2 separate regions of the Homo sapiens genome follow, and region 1 is linked to region 2. Evidence: read pairs that join two places in POLR2A ChIA-PET (ENCODE). Cell type or tissue: CD4-positive, alpha-beta T cell. All regions are shown on one strand. Links, peaks and the distances in the headings refer to the core of each region. The heading gives the core; the rest is flanking DNA.

Region 1 (2,500 bases), core at 1-2,500, 110 kb before region 2:
ATTATCCTGGTATCTAGGAAGAGCGCAGGGCCCCAGGCCCACAGCGTCTGCATCCCGAGAGGTGAAAATCTAAATGCCACTGAGGCAGCTCTCGGGTGTCCCCAGCACCACACAGCCCATTTGGGGACAAGATGACAAAACTTGCCATCCTTCATAAGGCTGGCCCCGGGTCTCCAAGCCCAAACTATCTACGTCAGTGCCAACGTGACCAGCAGCAAACCAATCTTTCACCTCAATCACTTCCTCTCCTCCCCTCTACCCCCTCCCCGCCAGTGATCAAGTCCTCCCCCACCCCAAGAGAGGCAGGGGGTCACATTCCAGGGGGTGTGGGCCATCTGGCAGTAGCCTGAACCCCGGAAAACTGCTTTCCGGAAATTCTCTCCTGCTAGAATTTTATTCCCAGGTCTGACCCCAGCCTGGGGTGTGAATGCCCCCTTCTCGGCCACCTTTCCAGCTCCGGAGACAGCCATTCCCGCAGATCCCTGGCGTGCCTATTCCAAGGCCTGGGCCGCGCAGCACCAAACTGCCCTCCCCTAGGAGACCCCAGGGCGCCCTCTGGCGGACGCGGGCCGTAGGTTGGGGCCATCGTTCCACCTCGAGCTCTCCAGCCCGGCCGAGAGCACCTGGCCCAACCCACACCGGACCAACCAGGTTTGCAGACCCCAGTGCATGAAAGCGTTTTCATAGGGGAGGGGAGGGGGGCTCCACACTCGCGTCAGGGTTGGCAAAGAACCTGGCAGTGGGCCGAGGCTGGGTAGCTGCCACGAAGGGGCGTCCCCTGCAGCCCTGGGTCTCCCCTCTGGAATCTGCCCGCAGGTGACTGTCGCACGTCTCCAACCTCCGGCTCCCGGGTCTGACCCCAGCCCCGCTGCCTGGCTGTGGGGTAGCCCCACTTCCCTTTCGGCTGGCCCGGGCCGCCTGACCCGCAGTTGGGCCCTCGGGGAGGCCCGGGTGGCGGCGAGGGGGTGTCCCCGCGGGGTCCGGGAAAAGGGGAAGGGGAACCGGGAGGCTCTCCAGGTCGGCCTCCTAGAACTGCCCGCTCTCCCGAAGCGGCGCCCCCGCCTCTGCCAGAAATCAGCCTTCTTAGAAGGGAGGGGGGTGGGGGGAAAGTGTGAATGAGAAGTTGGGGGCGGAGCGCGCGGCGGGGAGGGGCCGCTGCCAGGAACGCGCCGCCGGGGCTGGCGCCGCGCCCACCGGCCGCCTCGGCCGCCTCTCGTCGCGCTTTGTCTCCGCGCGCGTCCCTCCCGGTCCCTGCCCCTGCTCGCGGCCCGCCCTCGGCGCCCGCGGCCCCTCCCTCACCCTCCGCGCTCAGCCTTTCTCTGCTGCGAGTAGTGACTAAACATTACAAGAAGGCCGGCCGCGCAGTTCCAGGAATCGGGGGGCGGGGCGCGGCGGCCGCCTATATACCCGCGAGCGCGGCCTCCGCGGCGGCTCCGACTTGGACTCCCTGCTCCGCTGCTGCCGCTTCGGCCCCGCACGCAGCCAGCCGCCAGCCGCCCGCCCGGCCCAGCTCCCGCCGCGGCCCCTTGCCGCGGTCCCTCTCCTGGTCCCCTCCCGGTTGGTCCGGGGGTGCGCAGGGGGCAGGGCGGGCGCCCAGGGGAAGCTCGAGGGACGCGCGCGCGAAGGCTCCTTTGTGGACTTCACGGCCGCCAACATCTGGGCGCAGCGCGGGCCACCGCTGGCCGTCTCGCCGCCGCGTCGCCTTGGGGACCCGAGGGGGCTCAGCCCCAAGGACGGAGACTTCGATTCGGGACCAGGTAGGAAGGAGGAGCGCGGCGTGGGGAGGGGTCTCGCTCAGTCCCGGGAGCTTTTCCCGGTTTCCCCTCCCCTTCCCGGGTCATTCCCGGCAGGGAGGTGACGAGGTAGGGGCAGAGCGGATGGAAGCCGGAGATCCCAGGTTCCCGGAATACTCCGGCTGGGGCCTTCGGGCTTCTCCTGTCCCCTCCCTACCCCCGTGCCTCGGGTTTCTCCCTCCGTCCACACCGCCCGGGGCTACTGGACTGAGCGGCGCCCAGGCAGTCCCGGGGGCCCTTCTCCTGCTCCCCACCCGGCCACACTCCTGGAGACCTAACTTCCGCGCGCGAGTTTCCCACGCTGCGCCCTTGCAGTGCGCGCCTGGGAAGGGGCTGCCCGGGGCCACCCTGCCGGCAGGGGCGGGAGCCGTGCGGGCTCCGTGAGGCGCCTGGATCGGAGCGCGGGCCCAGGAGAGGGCCCCCGGGGCAGTGGGTGCCCCAGTCGCTCGGCGAAGGCAGGGGAGCCGGGGCGGGCCGGGCGCGCTGGAGGGTTCCGGGCACTCAACGCGCTCGCGCCTTCCTCTCCGCAGCCCCCCGGGATGCGGTAGCGGCCGCTGTGCGGAGGCCGCGAAGCAGCTGCAGCCGCCGCCGCGCAGATCCACGCTGGCTCCGTGCGCCATGGTCACCCACAGCAAGTTTCCCGCCGCCGGGATGAGCCGCCCCCTGGACACCAGCCTGCGCCTCAAGACCTTCAGCTCCAAGAGCGA
Region 2 (9,476 bases), core at 3,749-6,248:
TGCTCTGTCGCCCAGGCTGGAGTGCAATGGCACGATCTCGGCTCACTGCAACCTCTGCCTCCCGAGTTCAAGTGATTCTCCTGCCTCAGCCTCCCGAGTAGCTGGGATTCCAAGCGCCCACCACCATGCCTGGGTAATTTTTTGTATTTTTGGTAGAGACGGGGTTTCTCCATGTTGGCCAGGCTGGTCTCGAACTCCTGACTTCAGGTGATCCACCCGCCTTGGCCTCCCAAAGCCCTGGGGTTACAGGCGTGAGCCACCACGCCCCACCATGGACTATTTATTGGTCTGAGTGGCTATGGCACGGGAGTTTATTTTATATGTATTTATTCATAACACTGTACAAATATGCTTCATGAGCATTTCTGTATGCGTGGTAAATTTCTTAATTTTTTAAACAAGCAAGTGTATTTGAGCGCCCATTGTGTTGGGCACTGGGGATGGGCCATGCCGAGCTCCCGCTAGCCCACGGTGAGCTGATGGAGTGCAGGTGAACATCCTGTGGCTTCCTGTTGAAGTCATGCACAGGGTCTCCCCAGCTCTGTAGCCCCCCTGCTCTGCACCTGGCTGGGGAACAGCCCTCACGCCCCCCTCACTCCACCCCCCATTCTCTCCCGGTCTCGCACCCTCATGGCACCTCACTCTGGATTTCCGGAGATGGTGCTGAAGGCGAACCTGGAGAGGGACATCTTTCCCACTAGGGGGTCCCAGTTGGGGAAGTGCAGGGGCTTGGAGGAGCTCCCTCCCTTCCCCTTCCCACCCTCCCAACAGCACACATGACCTTGACACCCAGTGGCCCCCACGTGGGCCAAGTGCATGCCCACCATGGGCCCAGCCAGGCCCCCAGGCCCAGCGCCCTGTCCTTTGCCACCCAGTCCCCCAGGCTGGGAATGATGATGGCAGTGCCGACAACTCCCCTCTGGATCCCAAGCTATCGGGGCTGGGCTTAGGCTAGGGCGCTATAGATCCTGCAGGCTCAGGGCCAAGAGGATGGGATGGAAAGGACATTTCCCCCCCCCCACCCCCCCCACCTGTTTACCAGGACCCAGGGCCGCTATCTCCAGCTGCGATCTGCTGCCTCCCTTTATCTCAGCGGGGCCAGCCCTGGGTTCCCAGCAGCAGCCTCCCCGGCGCGCACTTCCTGCCAGCAGCCCAGCGTTACAGGAATCCGCACACTGAACTCAGCATGTGAGTGTGTGCCCACACCCCAGCGCCTGCGCCTGGGCGGGTGCCAGGGAGCCGGGGGCGCCGTGAAAGGCAGCCCACCTGGGGCTTATGTCGCAAGGCCCCCTCCAGCCAGCCCAGTGGCCTCCCACTGCTCAGGGGAGCCGCAAATCTCTCAAGAAGGCCAGGGAGGGGGCTGTCTTCAGGACCCCCAGACCTGACTCTGAGAGGCTGAGGCCAGGCCAGCCCCTGTTCCTCTGGAATCCTCGCCATGTCCTTCTGCACAGGGGTCTCACACCCTGGGGGGTGTGCACACTTCTGCCTGGGGGGTCCCAGGGGCAGGGGATGGCGAACCACATGTCCCTCCATTGTCAGTCACCTGGCTGGTGTTTACTGAGTCCTGTGGTCCTGGCACTGGGCTAGGCATGCAGGACACACCAAAGGAGGAGGGCGTCTGGGCCCTGCAGGCACAGGGCATCAGCCACACGGAGAAGTCAGAGGAGTAAACAGGCAGCTGTGACCCGTGCGCAGTGGGAAGAAAAGGTGCTATAGGCAGCACAGGAGGAGGGCTACCTCCATCCCCCACTGGGCTGGGCCAGGAGGGCTTCATGGAGAATGAGGCGTCTCAGCTAAGATCTGAAGACTTAGAAGGTGGTGACCAGGGATGCGTGCCGACGGTTGGGGGTTTTCCAGACAGAATGCAGGTGCAGAGGTCTCGGGGTGAAAGAGAGGCCAGCGCATTCGGGAACAGAAGTGTTGCAAGCCAGAGTGTGGGGCGGGGAGGCGTCTGGGAGGCAGAAGGGCTGGATCCCACAGAGGCCAGGGAGGAAGCCCCGCCGAGGGGCCCCACTGCACCCACGGACAGAGGAGCTCAGAAGTTTGGGAAGGGCTGGGCTGCAGGGGTCAGTCCTGGGGGGCAGGGGCTCAGGAGAGAAGGGAGCAGCTGGCATGTGGGGGTGGGGCCAGCCTGCGTTGGGGCAGGAGATGACCCCAGGACCTCCAGTGATGGTGACCCTTCTAGTGAGAATGTCAAGAAGAACTGCAGAGAGGGGAGGGAAGAGGGTCAGTGCTGGGACAGGGGTGGGGGCAAGTAGAGTTGGCTCCACAGAGGGCTTTGGGCTTCTCATCCCAGCCTGGGAACTGCGGCCCGTCCCCAGCTTACCAGCAAGACAACTCAGATCTCAGTTGCAGCCAGGGTCACACACACACACGTGCGCACACACACATGCACACACACACACACACCCATGTACACACGCATGCACACACACACATGTAGGAGCCCAGACAACCCCCCAGAGGCCAAGCTGGGGTCATGGGGTCCACCTGCCACAGGCCTCACTGCACCTTTCCGTGTGAGAGCCCACCCTTCTTGCTCCTCCACACTGTCAGACCCCACTGGGACAAGGCAGGGCTGGCCCAGGTGACCCGGGGACTAGATAGGAGGACCCAGAAGAAGGAAACTGTTCTGCCCCAGGTTCCCCCAGGGAGAGGCCACCTATCTGGGGAGACAGCTCTGATTTGGGAGAAAGGGAGAAAGGCCCTGTTGGGTGACCAGCTGTGCCTCTCGGGCAGGGTCCTCGGGCCTCTGTGACCCCAGCCTCCCTGCCCATCCTTCCACTGCAAAGCCGCTGGGACCATTGGCAGGGAAGCTGCAGAGGGCAGGCTTTGCAGACTGCGAAGCTTGGCAAACAGGAGGCCATTCTGTGATTCTGCCATAGCTCGAGGGGCCGGGGGTCCATTTGTTTGTCCCCCTTCTCCCCTGAGCGCTGCTATCCCTGCCCCCAGTCCCTGCCCCGCCAGACCACCTCCTTTCCTTCCCACAGAGGCCTCCGTTCCCCGCCCCCTACTTCCCAGCAGAAGGTCTGGAGCCAGACAATGAGATAAGGGGCTTGTTTTCTAAGGGCAGGAATTTGGTGCAGATTGTGGGTCAGGCCCAGAAGGGCTCTGGGGAGGGGAAGGCAGCAAGCCTGTCCATCACATGGGTGTCCTTGGGACCACTGACCCTGCGGGTACTTACAATTCCCACCAAGCTGAAGGAAGAGAGATGGAGAGCCCCTGAGAGGTCATCAGGCCCCGGATGTAGCTTTTGGGCTCCATCCCCACCCCTGCTCACTTCCCCAGCCACGCTGGCCCTCAGGGCCACAAACGCAGCAGCTCCTCTCTACCCAGAGGCTTCACCCCTGCTATCCCTCTGTCCAAAGTCGGCTCCATCTTCGAAGCTCAGCCTAATCACTGCTTCCTCCAAAAAGCCTGCCCTGCTGCCTGGACTGGGACTGTTAGAGCTGCTTCCTCGCTGCCATCCTCTCACGGCCAGCATCTTGTCCCCCACCCCTGGGACCTGAGCTCTGGAGGGCAGGCCACCTCTGCTCGCCCTAAGTCCCCAGGCCTGACCTGGAGCTGGCCTGTGGTAAAGGCCTGGCCATGACTGATCTAGGATGGGTGTCCTCCTCACCAAGGGCCACCCTCACCAGACGCTTGGCCCAGCAGCTGTGGCCCCTCCTGGATCTTTCTCCTATGGGGGACAGAAAGAGGAAGAGGAGCCGCTGAGTGGCAATGGGTGCCTGTGCTCCCTGTGTGGGGGAAGGGCACCCCACAGTCTAGACTGTGTCAGAGTTCACCCCAAAGCCCCCGGGCCCTCAGAGTTCCAAGCTGGGATCAGTAACGACAATGATAATAACAGCCACAGCTGGGCAGGTCGTGATGGCTCACGCCTGTAATCCCAGCACTTTGTGGGGCTGAGGGAGAATCACTTGGGCTCAGGAGCTTGAGACCAGCCTGAGCAACACAGCAAGACCTTGTCTCTACGAAAAACACAGAAAGATTAGCCAGGCATAGTAGCACTTGCCTGTAGTCCCAACTACTTGGGAGGCTGAGGTGGGAGGTTCACCCAAGCCCAGGAAGTCAAGAATGCACTGAGCTGTAATCACACCACTGCACTCCAGCTTGGGGGATAGAGTGAGACCCTGTCTTAAAAAATTAAAAAACAGCCACAGTGGGGTGACCACCCTGAGCTTACAGCAAGCCAGGCATTGGGGTCAGCACCAAACACATATCCAGTCACTGAATGCTCACAACAGCCCAATCTGCAGTTGAGGAAACCGAGGCACAAAGAAGCTACATGGCTTGTCCAAGGCCACACAGCTGGCTTGAACTTCAGCACCACCCTGCCCCCATGGAGGCAGTCCACCCAGGGGCAGGGGCCTATGGAGGAGGGGCTCCCCACGCATTCTTTTAGCGGTCTCCCCTTAGACTGGAACCCGGCTGGAGACATAGCCCTGTCCCCCAGCCTGGCACCTGGACACCTGGACACTGCCTGGCGCACCGAACTTGCTCAACAAATCAATACTGAAGATGGTAAACGAGGGAAGCTGTGTTTTAGGGGCAGCATGAAACAGTGATTTAGGGCTGCCCTCTGGAGACAGCGGTACCCCGCCCGGACCAATTCCTACCCAAGTGGCCTCCAGCTGTCCGTTAGCTCCGCGTCTCCTGTTCCCCATCTGCAAGACAGGGATAGCAATAGTGCTTGTCTCCTAGAGTCGTTGGGAGGTTTAACTGAGCTAACATTTGCAAAGGGCCTGGGGCAGAGCCTGGCACATGGCAAGTGCCACATGAGCGTCTGTGTTATAAAAGCTCGCCCAGGGCTGGGTGCAGTGGCTCACGCCTGTAATCCCAGCAATTTGGGAGGTCAAGTCGGGTGGATCACCTGAGGTCAAGAGTTCGAGACCAGCCAGGCCAACATGGTGAAAACTCCTCTCTACTAAAAATACAAAAAAAAAAAAAAATTAGCTGGGCGTGGTGGCGCGCGCCTGTAATCCCAGCTACTCGGGAGGCTGAGACAGGAGAATTGCTTGTACCTGTGAGGCGGAGGTTGCAGTGAGTCAAGATCGCGTCACTGCACTCCAGCCTGGGCGACAAAGCGAGACTCTGTCACACACACACACACACACACACACACACACACACACACACACACTCGCTCGGCCTCGGTTTCTCCTTCAATGAGCAGAACCTTCTGCTTCAGCATCACGGGCTCGCTGGTTCTCCGCCGCGACGCAGCCCGTACTACAACTCCCAGCGTGCCACGGGGCCCGTTCGCAGACGCTCGCGCACGCCCGCCGCGAGGGAGCGCGAACTACAACTCCCAGCGTGCCACGGGGCTCGCTCCCTGGACCCCCGGCCCAGGGCGGCTGCTTCCCAGCTCTAGGAATTCTGGCCGCACCGACCACGTCGCTCTCGCCGCCTTCGCTGGGGAGTAGAGGAGTCAGCAGCTCCCGCCGGGGTGGGGAGTCGGGCGCTGCCCGCGCCATGCTCCGCAGACTGGCCCGAGCGGCGGCCCCGGTACATGGGGCGCTCCGGGCGGGGTGTGGGAGCGCGGGGGTCGCAGCCTACGTGGTGGGCCTGCGCAGCGACAAGGTGACCAGGCCCGGGCCGGCCATGAGGTGCGTCATGGCCGAGGCGGTCGTGGGGGACGACGACTACGGCGAAGACCGGCGTGCAGGCCGGGGGTCGTGGAGGCGGCAGCGGAGCGCTGTCCGTGATGGTCTGGGACGCAGGGGAAGTGGCTCCCTTGGCGCTTAAAACCCATTTATGCCTAGTGTTCCATTATTGGAACGCTAAGCATCTGGGAGGTATTTATGTCCTACTGCTCAAGGTCATCGCCAAGGTCTGATGGCAAAAATTCAAAAAATTGCAACCTCCGACATAAATGGGTGTAATGAACACCTGCCACAGGATAGGCTTGCCGTCTGCGTGCGTGCTGCTGTTACCTGAAAGTTAGAAATGCAGATTCCGGCCGGGCGCAGTGGCTCAAGCCTGTAATCCTAGCATTTTGAGAGGCCAAGGCAGGCGGATCACGAGGTCAGGAGTTCGAGACCAGCCTGGCCAACATGATGAAACCCCATCTCTACTAAAAATACAAAAATTATCTGGGCGTGGTGGTGGGCACCCGTAATCCCAGCTTCTCAGGAGGCTGAGGCAGGAGAATCACTTGAACCCGGGAGGCAGAGGTTGCAGTGAGCTGAGATCGTCCCACTGCATTCCAGCCTGGGCGACAAGAGCGAGACTCCATCTCAAAAAAAAAAAAATAAAAATAAAAATAAATAAATAAAAGAAATGCAGATTCACATGGCCTGCCGAGAAGAACCTGCATTTCTATAGGCTCACCAGGTGGTTGTGTGTGTCCTGCATTGTCACCCAGCTGCCCCCTGAGATGGGTGATGTCCAGTCTTGCAGAGGAGGGTTCTGAGATGTGGAGGGAGGCGCTCCAGGCCCCATACTTAGTAAATGGCAGAACCAAGGTTTGAACCCGGGTCTTCTGACTCTGAAACCCACAACTGTTCTCCTGCACTGCCTTCCCCCACAGAAGGCAAATGGAAAATAGATGTAGAAAGGGGCAGGTTCTACAGGCTGCACCTCGCAAGGAGTGGGTTCTAATAACCTAGGGAGTGTCTCCAGGGTACAGCGACCCCCAGCCCCAGCCCTGGGTTGTGAGTTGCCATAGTGAACCACTTTGACTGTTGGGGTGTGCACACCCCTCAGCTAGGCCAGGACAAGCCATGGGGTCACCAGTTGAATCCCGAGGGCCCGTCTGCTAAGGGGTTAAGGGATGGCTGGGGCTAAGCATGTATCCAGCTGCTGCCCAGCGTTGCTGGAGATGCTGATCTCCATGCTCCCAGGCAGCCTCACATGTCAACAAGTCACTGCCGCTCAAGGAGAGGCTGGGGAGGCGCTTGAGTTGATGGGAGTCTAGAGAGGGTGCCCTGGGAAGCAGAGGATGGGGCGAGGCTGTGGCTCACGGGGAAGGGGGCTTCACAGAGGAGCCCTCCTGCAGGCTGAGTGGAAGCATCCCAGGCAGGGAAGGGAGCGCCGGCTCACAGGGCAGGGGTCTTCAGGAGCAGAAGCAGACTGGTGAGAAAGGTCTTCAGGGCGCAGGTGGGGATGTGGCAGGTGTGGAGAGTGCAGGAGGCTCTGAGGAGGGGGGGCAGAGGCCAGGTCACTCCAGCCCTGAGTGTCATGCTAAGGACTTGATGCCACAGTTGGGGGGACCACAGTGGGCTTTACAGCAAGAGCGGGAGCCTTCCTCACCCTCCAGCTGCACCCTCACACCCCGTCCAGCCCCCCACTCATCCCTCCTGACGAGGAAAGGAAGTCAGCAGAGAAACCACAGGCCCCACCTGCAAAGGGCTGAGGGGAAAGGAAGTGAGACAGGTGTGAGGTCTGCCGGGGACAGGTTCAAACCACAAGAGAGGTTCTTGGGGGGAGCGGGGAGAGGCCATGGCCCAGGGTAGGTGGGGTGCAGAGTTGACTGAGGGCCCTGTGGGGCTGGATGTGTGGTTGCTAAGCCCACAGAGTGTGCAGCTGGTGGATGGGGCTCCAAACCCACTCAGCTGCTCACCGGAGCCTCGGGCTAGGGGCCTCACCTGGGCTCAGGGCGTGCTCTGGCCCAAGTGACACAGGGAAAGCAGCATGGACGGTGCTGACACCCGAGTGTGCAAGCACAGCGGCTTCCCTGTCCCTCCGCAGAGCTGCAAGAAATGGCTGTGGAGCTGCTAGGGCTGGGGCGCACCCTCTTTGTGCCCTCCAACACTATGGCCAACCTCATCTCTGGTGAGCGCAGGGCGACTTCTGTCTGCCTAGCAGGTCCTCAGTGCATATGGGGGGGCTCTGACACTCATGGACCACATTCCTCCATTTCTGTTGGGTTGGTGGGGAGCCCTGGAAGGAGATGGGGGAGGAGGACAGTGGGGGCTGCAGGTCTGCTCCTCCCTAGCTCCTCTTCCGAGGGTCCCCAGGGCCTCTGGGCCAGCGTCAGGGACCTCTCCACATAGCCCTGGCTCCGGGTTCCTGCAGCCACACCTTCCTCTCACCCCTCAGGCCTGTTCTCCGGGCTTCCCTGCTCCTGCCTCCCCTCTATAAACCGTCCCATGATTAAACACTGCCAGTTTCCCAGTGTGTGTGTGCCGTCTGTTTCCTGCCAGGGTCTGACGACTGCAGGTGCCTCGGCTGCGTGTCCACCAAGAAGCAGCATTGCAGCAGCTTCTCCAGCAGGCGATGCTCTGTGGAGGGGCCTCCAGGCGCAGGTGTGCAGGCTGGGTGTGGCCCAGCGATTCCCAGCGCAGCACAGCTATCCTAGACTTGTGTGTTTAATGGGATGGTCTTCTGGCACGTAGCACTGAGGTGTCTTGAAGGTGCTGTTTCCTTGCCGGCCTCAGGCATTTGTGAGTTGACTGTAGCCTTAGGGCTCAGCCTAGCCACGCTGAGCAGGGCCACATGCCTCCAGACTCAATGCCAAGACCTGCCCTCCTTCTGTCTCAGTGATGTGTCACTGCTGGCGCCGGGGCTCCCAGCTCCTCCTTGGGCAGGAGTGCCACCTCCACGTCTATGAGCAGGGTGGGGTGGCTCAGGTAAGGAGCAGGCATTGCTCACCTGGGGCCCTGGGCATCCTCCAGCCAGCACAGGCTGCTCAGGGGCAAACCCCCTTCCCAGGCACCAGGCTGGGACCTGCGGAGGGGAGAAAGGGACAGCCATGGAGAAGCTGGCTGGGATGGCAGCCTCTCCAGGGGAGGAAGGAAGGAGAGCAGAGCCCCAGATTTGCCACGTGGGGGCGGCAGCGGCTGGGGCTGGCCCCAGGCTTGCCGGGCAGACACCTGGGCGGTGCTTGGTGCCTGGTGCCCTCTAGTGGACACTCGGAGCACTCCCGCGCTCCCGACGGGAGCCAGACAGCAGCATCTGAAGAGTTAATAGGGGAGGGGCCCAGTGCCCCCCAGCTGGGACGTCTGTCTAGATGCACAGAACAGAGGAAAGGCTCCAAGGCCCAGGCCTCGGGGGAGCAGACACAGGACTCAGGGTCTGGCTCCTTACTCCAGAGGAGCCCCCCACTCCGCCAAGAGGTGCCCCTGGACCCCTCAGCCCTCATCCTCTTCCTGACCCACAGAGGGCTGGAGTGCACTCCCACTCCCTCCCAGAGCTGCCCCACTGCACTCTGGACTGGCTGAGCTGGAGAGGATGATCACGCGGGGCCTCCAGAGTCCCTACCACCAGGTCTGCGAGCTCATTTGCCTGGAGAACTCACACAGCATCTCGGGGGTCCGGATCCTCCCCATCAACTACCTACGCCAGGTAGGCCCAGCCCCACCACTGTGTGCCCCCCACCAGCCTGATCCTGGCTTCCTGTGCCCCTGGCCCATCCTGGGGTTCAGTCCCCTCTGATTTATGCCATGGGCACCCATCAGCGGCCAGACCTGTCACAGGAAGGACACATGTGTGGTCCTAGGCTGAGACACAAAGGGAATTATTACCCCAGGTCAGGG

Evidence for each region. Peaks named below come from ENCODE experiments on the same cell type or tissue, not always from the same donor. Only the 100,000 strongest peaks of a DNase experiment are listed, where the experiment ranks them.
Region 1: POLR2A ChIA-PET joins it to region 2 with 10 read pairs; 19 of 35 experiments call an interaction of 5 or more read pairs at or near these places.

Annotation. Positions count from the first base shown.
Region 1 is chr17:78,359,007-78,361,506 of GRCh38, reverse strand. SOCS3 (suppressor of cytokine signaling 3) reads left to right here and starts at 1,430. Exons shown (of 2, transcript NM_003955.5): 1 at 1,430-1,757; 2 at 2,324-2,500. The coding sequence starts at 2,412. SOCS3-DT (SOCS3 divergent transcript) reads right to left here and starts at 1,059. Exons shown (of 5, transcript NR_110847.1): 1 at 734-1,059. RefSeq lists silencers at 529-578, 809-1,008, 1,069-1,378, 1,389-1,668, 2,079-2,318 and an enhancer at 1,426-2,074. In CD4-positive, alpha-beta T cell, for the core only: CTCF peaks have their summits at 365 and 572 (motif pointing left); DNase peaks (open chromatin) are centred at 556, 1,266 and 2,336; H3K4me3 peaks cover 2,044 bases; H3K27ac peaks cover 471 bases.
Region 2 is chr17:78,250,413-78,259,888 of GRCh38, reverse strand. LOC105371910 (a long non-coding RNA gene) reads right to left here. Exons shown (of 2, transcript NR_164160.1): 2 at 7,398-8,667. It also overlaps the pseudogene THA1P. Among named protein-coding and RNA genes, the nearest start is that of LINC01993, 23 kb to the left of the region's middle. RefSeq lists enhancers at 644-813, 359-1,223, 5,230-5,499, 5,050-5,767, 5,768-6,486 and 4 more, silencers at 1,086-1,135, 5,530-5,679 and cis regulatory regions at 786-1,374, 2,874-3,332. In CD4-positive, alpha-beta T cell, for the core only: no CTCF peak of the experiment used is centred there; DNase peaks (open chromatin) are centred at 4,376, 4,707, 5,248 and 5,893; H3K4me3 peaks cover 846 bases; H3K27ac peaks cover 347 bases.